Regions from separate parts of the Mus musculus genome. Here region 2 is linked to region 1. Evidence: chromatin loops called from intact Hi-C (ENCODE). Cell type or tissue: left cerebral cortex. All regions are shown on one strand.

Evidence for each region. Hi-C counts contacts between places; a loop is a spot of excess contacts. Peaks named below come from ENCODE experiments on the same cell type or tissue, not always from the same donor. Only the 100,000 strongest peaks of a DNase experiment are listed, where the experiment ranks them.
Region 2: a loop joins it to region 1, with 4 times the contacts of the local background. A loop is called at or near these places in 2 of 42 quality-filtered maps.

The regions. Positions count from the first base shown.
Region 1 is chr10:27,380,961-27,388,960 of GRCm38, reverse strand. All of the region lies in intron 4 of Lama2 (laminin, alpha 2), which reads left to right. Among named protein-coding and RNA genes, the nearest start is that of 4930579H20Rik, 4.9 kb to the left of the region's middle. In left cerebral cortex, a CTCF peak has its summit at 5,933; DNase peaks (open chromatin) are centred at 4,096, 4,884 and 5,883; H3K27ac peaks cover 3,276 bases.
Region 2 is chr10:27,146,512-27,154,511 of GRCm38, reverse strand. All of the region lies in intron 32 of Lama2 (laminin, alpha 2), which reads left to right. Among named protein-coding and RNA genes, the nearest start is that of Gm40618, 170 kb to the right of the region's middle. In left cerebral cortex, no CTCF peak of the experiment used is centred here; DNase peaks (open chromatin) are centred at 1,664, 4,075 and 4,405.

The DNA.
Region 1 (8,000 bases):
AGAAAATCCAGCCAATACTGCCACTACCAGAGGACTGAGGTATTTTAAAGCTACCTCCTGAGGGGTGCATCCAGGTTCACTGTGGATAAAGACAGGAAGGATAGCATGACCCCTGTGATGTCTGGACCTATAGGATGTAGTGAAATGTTTACTTTAGAACAAGAGGAGACAAGACATCGGGTCTCCATGGGAGTACAGGCCACTGTCTGTTTTAAACAGGGTTTCAGAATTGCAGGCTTAGCCATCCAACGGTAATGGCTCCTCTTGACAAGGAATATGTGTCTGTCTTTGAGCCCTTGAGTGCACCTGAGTCTGTCCAAGGATCCCTGTGATGATGATGTCAGGGCCATGACAACCCAGGCAGGCACTCCTGGGAGCTGGAGGTGCTATCTAGGCATTGAAGTATTGCACTCAGGTAGTAAATGTGATCATTTTAGGAGCAAGTTCACAAGTGATCAAGTGGCAAGAACCACATCCTGTGTAACTCTGACATAGCCTTTTAGCTTTTTAATGTGTCATTATGTTAACCTTCCTTGATGAAGTGTCATAAAACCTAAGTTTGAATCAACAACAACAATAACAACAACAACAACAACAACAAAGCAAGAAAACAGTCCTATCCCTGCTTTCATTGTAGTCAGGTTAAAATAAAAACAAACATAACACCTTCCAAGACCAACAGCCACATCCATAGCAATTTCCTCACTTATCTGCCTTGCTTTGGGCTGAGGAGGAACAGTTGTGTTTTGGTCATTAATAGAAAAGGGAACAGTGCCTAAAAAACCTATTATGAATTCTTCTGGGAAAACATATTACAAATAATTGGAAGCAAATCTGAGTTTATATACTTGGCGGCAAATGTATAAGAGAAAGCAATTCTGCCTTGGCCCCTGGATGATTGATTAAATCTTTTATTCTCCCTACCTTTCATTCACACTGTGTTTATCAAGAGGAAAGAGAAAAGAAATGTTGTGTAACAATGTCTTCTTTAGATGAATTACTTACAAAAAAAAATGATCAATGACCTCCAATCAGCAGCTTATTCATTTTTTTTCTCAAATTTTAATGTCTCCAACATATTTGTAATTCTGCTCAGGTCCTTGTAGAAAATAAGGTCCCAAGTTTCAGCCTATCCTGCCCCCTCACCCCCCTCCCCATAGCTAAGCAACAACATGCACTGTTTCTGAGCTGCTTTGAGGGCACGGCCCAGCAGCTTCCTGTGGTCAATTATTAGCTGGATGCCAGAAAAAGAACAAGAACACTGTGTACTTGGTAAATCTGCAGCAAACTTCATCTTCTGCTTGTGTGGGAGGCAAAGTCCCTATGAGCACTCTATTCCTTTGAAAGGACCCAAGATCTGCTAGAGCTCTACAGATGTTTGACTGTATCCAGCCAAGAGTCTACAAACTCAGTAAATAAATTATTAGGATCTACACTGTACAGAGTAAGAGGAAGAACTACAATTTGGAGTACCAGCAATAACAACTGGCAATAATTGTTGACATCCATTCTATGAAGCATACAAAATGATAATCCAACCTCTTTGAGAGACATTTTCTTTAAATTTCATTTATTTAGGATATGCAGCCCTCTGTGCACATCACAGCGATGAGCCACACATATAGCAGTGACCCCAGCCACCTCCCAAGTGTGAGGTCATATCTGTAGAGGGTCCCTTGCTACATCACCACCTTTTTTTGTTTTATCTTTCTCCTCAGAGTTCCTGCCCAGATGTTAGTAATTCTGTAGCCTCTTCTTCCTGAAGCTTTTGCATTGGTACTTGGTCATATCCTCTGATCTCAGTTCTTAAAACCATCATGTCAAAGGGATGATGAGAACACAGACCATCTCCAGGGCAACAACTTCAACACAGACATAGATGTCTTGAACTTGGAACTTTTCTGTTATTTTCTCCCTTAATTGCTTTTGTGGAAGTCACATATGAATAAGAACAGAAGACACAAGTATGATCTGGTGGGGTTCATGTACAGTCTTCCTTTTGCACTCATGTACCTTCATACCTCATAGTGGTGGGGCAGAATCTCCATGGTGAGTGGAAATTTTCTTGCTATCCCTCCTGTCTCAGGCAGGACAGGTTGGCAATAGATAACTGGCATAAATGGGAAGCATAAATGATCATATAAATGAGATACATAGTAATTTCATGATTTTTTCTTACTCAGTAATAACAAATAATATTTCCCCTTTGAGCAATACACTATTCTAATAACTTCACATGAATTTCTTTTAATTCACAAAATAAAAGTTTAAGTTATTCTTATTGCTTGTTTTATACAAAGAAAAAAAACGGACATAGATGATTCAAATAATCATCAGATTAATAAGTAGCAAAAACATCATGGAACACATAAATTGGTGGGATTTAAAAACAAAACTCATTGAACATGTTCATACAACTAGAAAGAGCCTTACTGCACAGAGAATCCCATGTTAGAGTCTGATTCACAAACCCACTAAAATAAAGTACTCAATCGTTGTGGGAATACAAATTTTGTTTTCCAAAAAAAAATGATTTATGAAAAGTTTTCTTATGCAATGAAAAATATGAAACATAAGGAATAAAATTAGTATTTTCTTATTCAAAGAGAGTTGGGTCCATGTACAGAGATATGGAATGTATCACTTCACTTAAAAGCATAGAAACTTAACAAACCATGGATTCAGTTTTTCTCTTATAATGAGAATGTAGGCAGGACAATGTTGCATTTCACTCTTCCTGGGGAGATGCAAACAAGTATCTACTTACTCCACATAGGAAAGCAAAACCAGAACAATGCAAAGAAACTACCAAAGCACAGCTTGGTGAAACAATGAGTTTCGTAGGGGTTACTTAGAGGAAAACAGGTGGAGGGTTACTCAAAGTAGAAATGGCTCAAACACATCTACAAAAGTCTATCCAAGAACAGGTGTTACCTCATGCAAACTGGAAATCTCGAGGATACTGGGTAACCTGAAGGTGCTCAATAGGGTGGAAGGGAGTTCTTTCCAAGCAACTCAGTTGGTCTGAGTCTCTTCCAGGCTACTCTCTGCTTCTTGCAGGTAATGTGGCTCATCTCTACTTATTATTCCATGCTACTCAGCTGTTCTAAGCATCTCTATACTTCAGATTGTCTGAGAGTACTTTCTGCAGATTGTGTAACTATGCATGCTTCTAGGATTGAATCTGACCAGTTTCAGAGACTTCCTGAAGTTACTGAATTGTTTACTTCGAGAGTTTAATGAGCTTCCCTGCAGGCTGGAATGTTTTACATGCCCTTAGAGCAGTGGTTCTCAATCTTCTTAATACTGCAACTTTTCGATACAGTTCCTCATGTTGTGGTGACTACCAACTATAAAATTATTTTGGTTGCTATTTCTTAGCTGTAATTTTGTACTGTTATGAATCATACTGTAAACATCTGATAAGTAGGTCATCTGATAGGTAACCCCTGTATATGGGTCAGTCAACCTCAAAGGGGGTTGCTACTCAGACTGACTTAGAGCATCCCTTAGTTTCACCTCTTTTAACATGCCTTCCTACAAGATGAAGGGCTTATCTTAGAGGAAATTGCTAAATAACACTTAGATTAAACAATAAATAAGGTACAGAAAGTACTACACAAAGTTGATAATGTGAAAGTAGAATAAGAGGAGAAAAGTGGTCAAACAAGGGATGAGCAAAAAAGTCAGGGTGGGATGGTGAATCCTAGTTTGCAGACACACAATACCGGAGTCATCAGTAGAGTGAGCCGAAGGAGCATGCTCAGATTTGTAGAGCCATATCCCAAATTGTCTCTAAATATCAGTATCTTTTTATATTGTGATTTAGTCTCTTATGTCTTGCTATTTTAGAGGGATCTTTTTGTATGTCTACAATGGCCGACTCTTAATTAGTTGAGTCTATCAGTGGTCATCACAAAATGCTACATCAAAACAACATATTAATATAAATTTTAATTTGCACGCTTTTGAGGTCCAAACATACTTTCTGAGGAGGCTTTGAATCAGACAACAAGGGCTGAGGGAGACTGGATTTCTCCTTTAGACACACATGCAGGCTTTATTCCAACAGAATGACACAGGATCTGGCTCACTATCTGCACCGCCTGCTCCAAGATTTTAATTTTAAACAAGTGTGCCCACACAGGGACTGAAAACAAAACAGAAAAATGATGCATTAGACTTCCTTTGTGCTATTATGTGGCTTTTGAGGGTATGAATTGTTCTGTGCTAGCGATGTAGGTCACGGAACACTCCCTGTATTCAGGACTTCCTCTAATTTACAGCTTCATATTTTAGAAAACCATATTAATTTCACAGCTGTTTGAGTATGAACATTTTTTAATCTCCCTATAGCTCAAAGTTTTAGTGCTTTAACCCTGTAGAGCTTTCACAAAGTGTCAATTGCTTTGCATACCACTGTTCTCACTTAATAAAATACTTACATAACAAAACTTTCCTCACAAATTTTGTTTATGCTAAAATTAATAAAAATTTGTAAAAACTTGAAATTAATACAAAAGGTAGAATTTGTATTATTCCTGGATAATAACGATTCATTCATCGACTCCAAGAAATAGATAGTTATGGTTACAATTTTCTCAAAATCTAGCTTCTATAAACCAGAAGAGTCTGTATTGATATGATCAGTGTTAGATGGACTACTGAGTATGGAACTTTCCCATGACTTGGTGATCTTCCTTAGTCTACTCTGCCTTAAGCCTGTCCCCTTTCAGGAAATCTGTTCTCAGTCTTCTCCAGTGATGTCTGAGTAGGACACGGGCATAATAATAATTTCACCTCAATACATAAGATTGGAGGGGCAAGCCCTATTATGGGAAACAAGAACCATAAAAAGAATCTGAAGAATCACGGGTGAGGCATAAAAAGGGAATGGAAGTAATACATTGTCTTAGTCACACTTGATGGAAGCACGTCTTATGACAAAATGGGGAACAGATGCATGCAAGAGACTCATCAGCAGTAGCTTTCTGCCACTATAAGTCTTCCAGTTGTATCTACATGACCAGATGTTATTTATTGAAGGGATGCTTATTGAACCAGTGATTTGTTTGATAGTGTAATAGGCTGATAAGTGAGTCAGAATAGAATTAGGAGGTGCCTCAGCTATAATTAGACATAATTGCCTAAAATCCAGTGTTTTTATTCTTTTTCACATTCTTATTGGTAATTTCATTTATTTTCTTTTAAACAGTTATCCAACTTACCAGTTTCCCCTCCACAACACCCCTACCCCCTTTCCCCACCCTGGGCCATTGAACCTCCACAGGACCAAGGACCTCCCCTCCCATTTATGCCAGATAAAGCAATCTTCTGCTATATATCTAGCTGGAGCCATTGGTTTCCCCATGTGTACTCTGTGGTTGGTGGTTTAGTCCCTGGGAATGTTGGGGGGTCTGGTTGGTTGATATTGTTGTTCTTCCTATGAGGTTGCAAACCCCTTCAACTCCTACAGTCCTTGCCCTAACTCCTCCACTGGGGTCCCTGTGTTGTCTGATGTAATGTTTGGCTGTGTGCATCAGCTTCTATATTGGCAGAGCCTCCCAGGAGAGATCTATACCAGACTCCTGTCAGCAAGCTCTTCTTGGCATCAGCAATAGTGCTTCTATTCTTTAAGAAAGAGTAATATCTCTCAAGAAGCATTAGCAGAATTAAGGTGGCATCCATCAGTACACTCTGATCATGCTTTCTGACATCTACTGAGTAACAATAACCAGTACTGTGTCCATGTGTAAGTTCCTACTGAAATTCATAAGGGAGTGGAATAGATGCTTAGTGATTCTATTTTCTTAAGCTCTCTCGAGTTGGGTCACACCCAAATCAAAATTTGGAGCAATGCAAATGTCTGAGGAGAGTGAGAGAGCTTCCTGCTGGTATTTTCCCTCATGGATTGCTCTGGAACTGCTCCCTTTGAATTCCTTCCTGGCTGTGAAGATCACGTGATGACTGCATCCCTGTATAATGTTGGCTTGACAGCACAAAGATTTAGCAATGACATTTGCATTTGATAAAATATAAATGAGAAGCTCTCCAAAGAGACTGAGAAAACCTATTTTGACAAGTCCTTTTGTATCCATGCAAATATTACAGAACTGCATAAAGAAAAACACAATGGCCAATAAAATAGTTTCTCCTTAGGTTATTGTTTTATTACTTTAAAAGTACTGAGAATACAGTATGTAAAGGAAACTTGTATCGATCAGACCTTTCAGAGTTAGAAATCAGAGGAAATGGTGTGGTGGACATTAAGTAATGATTTTACTGCTTTTGAACATTTCTGGCACTTAGTGGTCAGCATCCTTCTCATACATCAAGACCAGTAGGAGTCATATGCTCTTTTATTTAATTATGATGGATTACAGGTTACCTATCAGGGCATGTTTAGATGAAAGTTAATAAAGCACATGTTTAACAGAGGACTTAGAAATAAAGCTTTACTGGATTGCTTTGAGTTGTTGAAACCAAGAAGACCACAAGGCAGACTCCGAAAACCAGAAAAATCTCAGCATCTAGACTTTCAAAAAACTAAAACTCCGAAAGCAGCTGAGACTTTAAGTCTGCCCATGGGCTATCTTAAAATTTAGGATTTCTGTGTGCTCTTTAGTTCTATGGAACATAGAAGCCACTGCCCCATGAAATATATTTTTGTATGGAGAGAAAAATAACAAGAGTCTCATTTTAGCCTATTTCAAAATGATGGACAAAGAATATTTCTTTAACCAGCTGATGATAAATCATGTATACATTTAGACCCAGGATTTTGATTTTCACTAGGTGAATAGAGAAATAAGAAGAAGAGATGATTATGACAAATATCCCCTGCAGATAGCTAGTTTTCTTATTATGTTTCAACTTATTAATGATAATCTATCCAACGGTGAATAATTTGTTTAAATTCCTATGACAGGCAAAGCTTTCATCCAGGAAAGACAAATGCTCCAATTGTAACTCAAAAGAACAAGAGAAAAACAATATCAGTTTTAGGGCAATTGAAACAAAGTATATGTTCAGAATAAAATACCTGGTATGGGATGGTAAAGAAGTGTTGAGAGGAAGCTGAAGCATGGAGTTGTCTACGGTGCAGTAATATGTGGTAAACAGTTCACTAGGCTAACATCTTCCTGCAGTTTGGGAATAGGGTGTGTGTGAAGACATCAGGTCCACACAGTCTTTGGCATGCCATCTTTAAAGTATCACTCTCTAATCAACTCTGAATCATCAACCGTGCAGGAGTGTTTATCCCTGTTGAGGTTCCGGATGAATGAAGTGGCATGGTTACCAAATGTTCTCTAGATCAAGGGAGTATGCTATATGCTATAAAGGAAATATTTCTAACTCGGCTTAAAAGAAGTATTAAGACTCAAGGAGGAACATATGCAATTGTATAAGCAGATCTTAATATTTTTCTCAACAGAAAATTGTTCCTTTGTGATGACACATTTAATAATTTCTCAATGACTTATTAACAAAACGGGATTAACCATGGACGAGATCTTTTCTGGTTGAGTAAGTTAAGGTGAATAGTTCCTATATTCAAATACAATATCATGTTTTTCTAAAATCACATTTATGTGTTAGTCTCCAATGAAAAAAATAGTATATCAAAAAGAAACTAAAATGTAATAAAATTTACTTATATTGAAGTCATGTTAACATGATTTCCAAACTAAGATGAAAGGGAATAATGGGTTAGAATTAATATATAAGGTTTATTTAAATCAACTTAACGTAAAATACTCAGAAATAAAAGGATATGAAAGGTTATTAAACTTAATTTGATTTCTGTGAAAACAGTATACTTTATATTAATTGAAAAATAGCTCATCAACCAACCTAAAAAGTTTCTTTTTAGATAGAAAATTAGTTGAATTTACTAAGTATTTGGAACTTTCATTAACTTTATTCATCCAGAAATTTTAAATCAACCCTTATTTTTTTTTTTTTGCCAGCGACTAGGCACTGTACTTTGTATTACATTA
Region 2 (8,000 bases), 230 kb after region 1:
CTGTGTCTAATTCTGAGCTGCATTTTAAGAACCTAGATTGTGCTTTATAAAATGTTGCCTCAAAAGCTAAAGGTAGGATTAAAACTCCATCAAAACATTAGGACTGGGCCATTTGGAAAGATACATTTTTTTTTTTTTTAAAGAAGGCTAGGAACTAAAGAGATGGCTCAGAGACTGAGTATTCCTGCTCTTTCAGGGGATCCAAGTTCAGTGCCAAGCACCCATGTCAGGAGGGTCGGAATTGCCTGTACTTCTAACTCCAGGGGAGCCAAAGGGTTCTTCTGACCTCCATGGGCACCTATACTCTTGTGCACATTCCCACACAGAAACACACTACATAGCCAGAAGTAAAACTATTTTTAAACTCTAAAGCAGGGTTATCTTTAATGAAAATATATAATGCTTGAAGTAAATAAGAAGGCCTATGAATATGATTCAGTGTTGGAGCACTTAGGCCACCTGCACAGAGCCTCCCTCGTGACCTTTCTACCATGATGGGGGATAATAGGTAAAACTAAGTGAGGATTGGCATGAGGAAAGGCTCAACATAAGATACCAAAACATTAGTTTATAGTACTGTTGTTACACACACACACACACACACACACACACACGCGCGCGCGCGCGCGTAATTATTTTAAAGGTAATTTTGAAAGTAGACCTAGGGCAGCAGCAGAATTCCACAGGCTTTTTGCCACCAAGCCTCACAATATCTGTTCAGTCGCTGTGGGCCACATGGAAGGAGGGAAGTAGCTCCCACAAGTTGTCCTCTGACCTACATGCATGTACTACAGCACACACACCCACACATACACACACACAAATAAATAAATATGTGGTTTTTAGTGGTCTGCCAAATATCCTACAGCACTGCTTCATTCTGGACATGGATATATAACTAGCTAAGAATCATAGAAACAGATCTAAATAATCATTGAACTATGAATAATATACAGATGTCAACCTGGAAAAAGTAACGTGTTTAATGAGGTATGTAAATGTTAAACAGTAGCACATTAAAAGCAACAAAAGATGAAATAAAAGGACTACTTTTCTAAACATTTGTTTTAAAAAAGATCTGTGATTTTCCCAGCCAGATTAGCTGCCTATTGTTTTTCTGGTGATTGTTTATTTACATATTGAGTAAATGTATCATAAGAAAACCTAACTCATCCCTGCCATGTATCTCTGTTTTCCACATGTTCCATCTCATATTCATTTAAAAGGCACTGAGCACATGGTGACAGTCATTCAACCATTTACTGTCTGCTTGCATTATTCTTGTCAAGCAATGCATTTGTACCTGCTGAACACAGGGCTCATTCCCAGTTCTGTGACCTGGAGATCTTCATTTCCTTCTAGAATATTATAGTGACTCTTATCTCATAATAAAGTGCTAAATTGTAGAACTTTCTTTGCCATCTATACCTCTATCCTGCATTATTTATAGCTATGTTGTATAAGTAGCCATTCCTTCTACAGTCTTCCTCCAGGCTGAATGGTTCCCTCTTGCTTCTGCACCTATCTCTCACCCTTTTTTATGTTGACCCTAAAAACCGTTACACAGAACAACTCTGGACTTTTCTTCCTTTCTCATCTTTGACAGTTTCTGCAGTTTAGTACAAATATGCTGTGGTTTCTTTGGCTGCTCCCCTCCCTCAGCCCACATCTCCCAATTCCTACTTCCTACCCCTGCTTTTAAAATATCTTAAGAAAACAAGAAATCAGTGAGGACATAGCTTTAGCTCATACCCAATTCTCTTTGTAAGAGTCTTCTCTATCCCCAAGCTAAATTAGATCAAGGGACCAAAGAACAGACTGACCTCCAGTGTCTTATCTTTGGTTGGGGCCTGCTTCATTACATGGGATCACAGTGGGCTTTTACACTGCCCCAGGGTATAAGTTGGAAGAGGACCTCAGTGCGGAGACGGAATATGAGAAGGAGTAAGAAGACTAAAAGTCCGTGCTGCTCTCAGTAAGTGGGTTGTTGACTACGAGAACAGTATGTCTAGGCTTAGTAGAAGCCAGGTACAGCTCTGATACTGGTTCCTCTGTATGAATTAAATTGGTTCTCCTTCGTTAATTCTTTAAGAAACGCAATTGAAATCGACTCATATCATATATTTAATTGTTTTGTTTTTATCCTTAGTTTTTTTTTATTTTTTTTTTTTACATATCTAAATTATTTTTCATCGTGTATAGTCATTGAACATGGTTCTGTGTTACACAGGACATTTGCATACAACAATAAGGCCTAAGATCCAGAGACCCACTATTTGCTTAATAAAAGATACAGATTTATGCTATATAGTTTGGACAACACAGAACAAATCCTGAGATGCCCTCTCACACTTAAATTTCTGTAAATGTCTGTTAGTTGTTTATGGGCATCATTGGCCAATAAGGCAAGCTAAGACTTTACTATATTTAATAGAGACTTTCCTCAGTCTGGTGTGGTGGTAAATGCTTGTAACCCAGCACGTGGTGAATGAAAGTAAGAGACAAGACGATCAGCAGTTCAAGGTCATCCTTGGCTACTTCACAAGTTTGAGGACAACCTGAGCTTCATGAGACCCTATCTGAAAAAGAAGTCAATTGGGAGGGGGGTTGGAGAATTTTCTGCAGGATGCAATCCTTGTATATACTATGTTTCAATGATAATAATAATTTATACAATAATCTTTTTATTAGGAAATATGGAGACCCCAGATTTTCTCAGTAAGCTGATTTTAGCCCTATCACAGTGATAAATTCACTCCACCAAGGCAAGATAAGGCATCTCCCAGCACCTTCAGATTCCAAGTTCAGGTGTCAGGCATTCCCTAAAGCACTCCTTTCACCACAAACAAATTCATCACCATAGCAATGCTTAGAGGCTCACCTTGCAGGGGCACTTCCCGTTATTTAGGTTCAGTGTTCAAACCCTATACATTCCTAGTCTTTTTTGCAGCATATCTGTACGTATAACTGAGAGCTCGTCTTGGCTTTACCTCAGCTCCCTGGTGATCATAATCCAGAGGATTTGCCTGAGACCTGTAGACAATAGTGTAGAAGACACATAAGAGTTTGTAATATGAAACATTCCAGGACAAGAAGGAACATAATCAGAGAGACCCACTATTTTAACCAGCATATTCAGTATTTAAATTTTTCTATTTATTTTTAGGTCATGTATTGGTGAATATGTGTGTGAGTATGGATGTATGTGTATGTACCTGTGTACATGTCTGGGTAATAAAGTTATGCATACAGAGGTCAGAGAACAACTTTCAGAAATTGTTTTCTGTCTTTTCACCTTGTGTCCAGATGACCAAACTCATGTGGTCAGGTTTGGGAGCAAGTCCCTTTGCCTGTTGAGATGTCTTATCAACTCAAGGTCATCTGTTTTCCTTTTAGAGGCCATTTTTAAGTTTTAAAGACCATATATCTAATTAATGTTGATATATATTCATCAGGCATTGTCTAAAGAGGCTGCATTTCATTGTAATAAAAAAGATACATTAGGTTGATGCTTAGCTTAATTTCATAACTTTTCTTTTTTCTTATTTCTAAGCATCAAACTCAGAGGTGTTTTTGTTTGGCTGCTTTAGTTTTTTTGTTTGTTTGGTTGGTTTTTTTGTTTGTTTGGTTTGATATTGTTTGTCTGTTTTTACATGCTATCTGGGCAGTCTACTACCAAACTACATCCCAGTCCAAATTTCACAGGTTAAAGCAAAAGGATTTACTTAGGACAGCTGGACAATGTTTACCCCTTAGAAGCATTTGTGTTTCTGAATATTTTATTGTGATTCTTACAACAGGGTTTCTATTTCATAAGTTGAGTTATACAAATCTATCCTCTCTTATTCATAACTGACATGTCATTTCATAAAATGAGAATACCCAACTACCCTGAAATTTGAGAACAAATGAGAAAGCCATTGTGTATTCAATGCAGAAAAAAAAATGAGACCCAAAAGTTGATTTGTTCATGTCCTATTTTCTTAAAATGTATAGTTAACAGACTAACTCATCCAATGTTTAAAATAGACCATGAGTGGCAGAGTCAAATATAGAACACTCCTGGGGAACAGCAATTAAAATTAGCAACTTTGACAAAATGTTACTCCATAGAATGAACCCAAAATACCATTTCATATCTTATAAATATCAAATTCGTGCTTATGGTTCTAGCCACTGCGTAAGAGGTATTTGTGACGTATCTGTTTTGTTATTTATATCACAATTTACTTAAAATATAGGATATGAGAAGGTGTTTCTCTTGTCAGTATTGCAGTAGCAATAATAAGTGTTCTTGCTTCTGCAGTTCTACAGAGACACAATGAGTATTCTTTGTATCTAGTTCCACATTTAATTCTTTATTGATGAGGGACCCATATGGAGGACGGAGGACAACCTGAGGAAGTTTATTCTCCTCTTACACTGTGTAAGGTGAGGGAATCAAGATCAGATCACTGAATTTGGCAGCAATCATCCTTTATCCCCAAGCCCAACATTCTTGTTCTTAATGTCTAGCTGCCAGTGAGCATCTCACTATCATAAGACATGCCCTTGCCATCGCTAGAATACTGGTGATCCATTCTCATCAAAGAAGATGAATAATGATACTTACTATTTCCTATATATAGGAGTAGGAACACATAGTAGAATGTTGTCATTTTATAAATACACAATACTTACTACTCCAAAAGATGATTTTGAAAAGGTCCCCAGAAGTGGTCTATTAATCTATGACATTAAATGTGATCACTCTGTATTCTTATCCCTAAATGTCTATCACCACTTAGTCTTCAAGGGGGCTACTTTGCAAAGGCCAATATGTTTGCCATAGCTTGGTAGAACTTTAAGCCACGCTGTGATGTTTAGATTCAAGTGCAGAGAGGTGTACTAAGGCAGCTTATGTGTCTTCCTCTACTTATCTCTTCTATTAGTAGTTCACGCTTATTTTTGTTGATATCGGTCTACTCTCTCATTCTGTACTACTGTTGTGTAAAACAGCATTTGCGAAGCTGATTCTGGGTGACTCTAAGTTCTCTTCATGCTACATTGACAATCCTGTGCCTTAGTAAATTAAGACGCTGTTGACTTATGGAGACTGCTGGTCACTGTTGCTTTATTTTAATCAGGCATTTATTTAAGAGTAAACTAAACTCTATTTCAATTTTTCACTCTGATGTGCCCAAAGGTTTATTGACCCCTTTGCCCCAAAGAAGGGTAGACTCACATATTGGTTAAAATAAAATAGTTTTTCTAATCATTATTTCATAATCTCTTGAATAGAAATGCTACAGATTGGAAGTACCTTTATAAAAATGACCTGTGCTTGTTAGTTTTCTTGTCAACTTGAAACAAGCTTGGGTCATTTGGGAAGAGGATTCACAAGTAAGAAAATGTCTCCATCTCCAAATCTTTGGCCGATAGGAAAGACTTGAGAAAGATTGTTGGTTGTCGCTTTGGTTTGATTTGTTTTGTCATTTGTTTGTTTGTTTTTATTATTAAAGACTAGTATGGGAGGGCCCAGGCCACCGTGTGTGGTGTCATTCTTGGCCAGGTGGGTCTGGCATGTATAAGAAAACAAACTGAGAAAGCTATGAAGAGCAAGATGGTCAGTAAATAGCATTCTTCCATGGCTTCTGCTTCCCTTTCTGCCTCCAGGTTCCTGTCCTGACTTCCCATCATGGTGGATTATAAACTGTGAGATGGCATTAACCCATTTCTCCCCAAGTTGCTTTTGATCATTATGCTTAGTTTCTCAATAGAAAGCAAGCCAGGACAGAACCCAACTGCTCCTTTTAATGCTTTGGTTATTTTTAAAAGCAAGGTACTTTGAACATCTCATCAGTTTTGGATAAAATATTTCCTTGGCTTAGTCTGAATCATACTTTTCATAATTATCTCTAATTAGCTATGCTCCTTGTCACTGGCAACCATTCTTAGGCTCTCTCTACATTCCTCTTTCCTTTATGTTTCTTCACTCATTTTTTTCTACATGCCTAACCACTGGCCGTGACTCTTTCGATCCTTTCCAAACTGCTGTGCGCATCATATAAAATAGTGCTGACAAAGTACTTGCGCACTATGGTGTAACTGTTACGTAGACAAAAGCTATATTCCTCTTATATTCCTCTGGTGTTTGTATGCTTTTATAATTCCATTTTGCTTTTGAAAAACTGTATCATCCTTGAACTGCAATAGGTTTGTCTTTTCTGTGTTATCTTTCTCCATTGAATTTTTGTGTGTGTGTGTGTGTGTGTGTGTGTGTGTGTGTGTGTGTGTGTTCTGTATTTTGCTGGTATGATTACAACTGTGTGTACATGTATGTGGAAGACAGAGAACAACTTCAAATGTTATTTTCCCCCAAGTTCTATGCACCTTGTTTTTGAGACAGGCTCTCTCGATGACCCAAGACTCACTGACTATTCTGGACTGGTTGGTCACTAAACCCAGTGCATCTGCCTGTCTCTGACTCCCCAACATACCTGGGTTATTAAATATATCCTGAGGATCAAATTCAGGTCCTCATGTTTGTGTGGCTAACACTGTACTGTCTGAGTTCTTTCCAAATCTTGCTTTTCCTACCTTACATAATTTGATTTTGTTTAAATGGTGCACACATTTGTATTTCACAACTTCTATATGTACAGATTTCTGAATCTCTACCTAAATTCACATTACCAAAAATTTGGAAGATTGTTTTTGTTGTTATCTGAAGTTACCAGAGAAATCAGGGTCCCCTCTTAGAATTCTTAGGATAAGAACAAAGTTAAACAGAAGACGTAGGATGCTTTTATAAGAAAGAAAGAAAGAAAGAAAGAGAGAGAGAGAGAGAGAGAGAGAGAGAGAGAAAGAAAGAAAGAAAGAAAGAAAGAAAGAAAGAAAGAAAGAAAGAAAGAAAGAAAGAAAGGGAGAAAGAGAGAAAGAAAGAAAAGGATGAGGAGGAAGAAGAGAAGGAGAGGAGAAGAAAACTTTGGGGTAGGCAAGCTGTGAATTTCAGCAGCATCCCAGAGGATGAGAATATAAAAGAGAAAAAAAACAAAGCAGTGCTACTTGAGCTCAAGACAGCATGGATGAGATGCTAGCCACAAGGTAAATAGGCAGCCACACAGCAGGGAGGTACGCTTTGGAGAAAGTAAAACCTACAGTATGAGCAAAAGCAGAGTAAGGCTCTGCTGGGCTTTGGGGGGAAAAGACAGATGAGAAAGAAAAAGAACAGTTAGTGCTGTCTAAGTCAGGATTCAGAAAGGCAGTCACGATGCCTCATAAGGACTGTCCAAGATGGCAGGAATTCTGGGAGAATAAAGTAGACCCTCTCCTTAGGAACAGTTTTTCTGCTTCTTTAATTGGCTTACAGTGAACCTGCCTCCCTTAGCTAGGTCATTTGATCTGACCATCTGGATTAACTCTAAACAAGGAGACAATACCTGTGTCTACCTGGAAGTGGAGGTTAGGAGGTAATGGTTTCTCTTAAGGGGCCTTCCCATGCTATTCTAACAATTACTAAACACTTTTTCCTCTAAATGAAAAAAAAAATAATAGGTAAATAAACCTTTTGAATATGTCTAAAATCCAATCTTATTACACACTCTGACTTATAATGATGAAGTATTACACTGAATCTGTTTTTAATGAGCCAAAAATCAGGTAATAAAAAGTTGTCTTGTTTCTTTTTTTTTTTCTTTCCATTTTTTATTAGGTATTTAGCTCATTTACATTTCCAATGCTATACCAAAAGTCCCCCATACCCACCCACCCCCACTCCCCTACCCGCCCACTCCCCCTTTTTGGCCCTGGCGTTCCCCTGTTCTGGGGCATATAAAGTTTGCGTGCCGTTGTCTTGTTTCTTAAGACAGGGATTTATCTTAGGTTGGCTTCTTATTTTCCTTGTATCCCAGGCTAGTTTTGAACTCTTGATTCTCCTGCCTTTTTCTCTAGAATACCATGTTTGCAAATGTGAACTATCTGTCCTGCTTGAAGGCTCCTTTTTCAAGCAACTAAGGGAA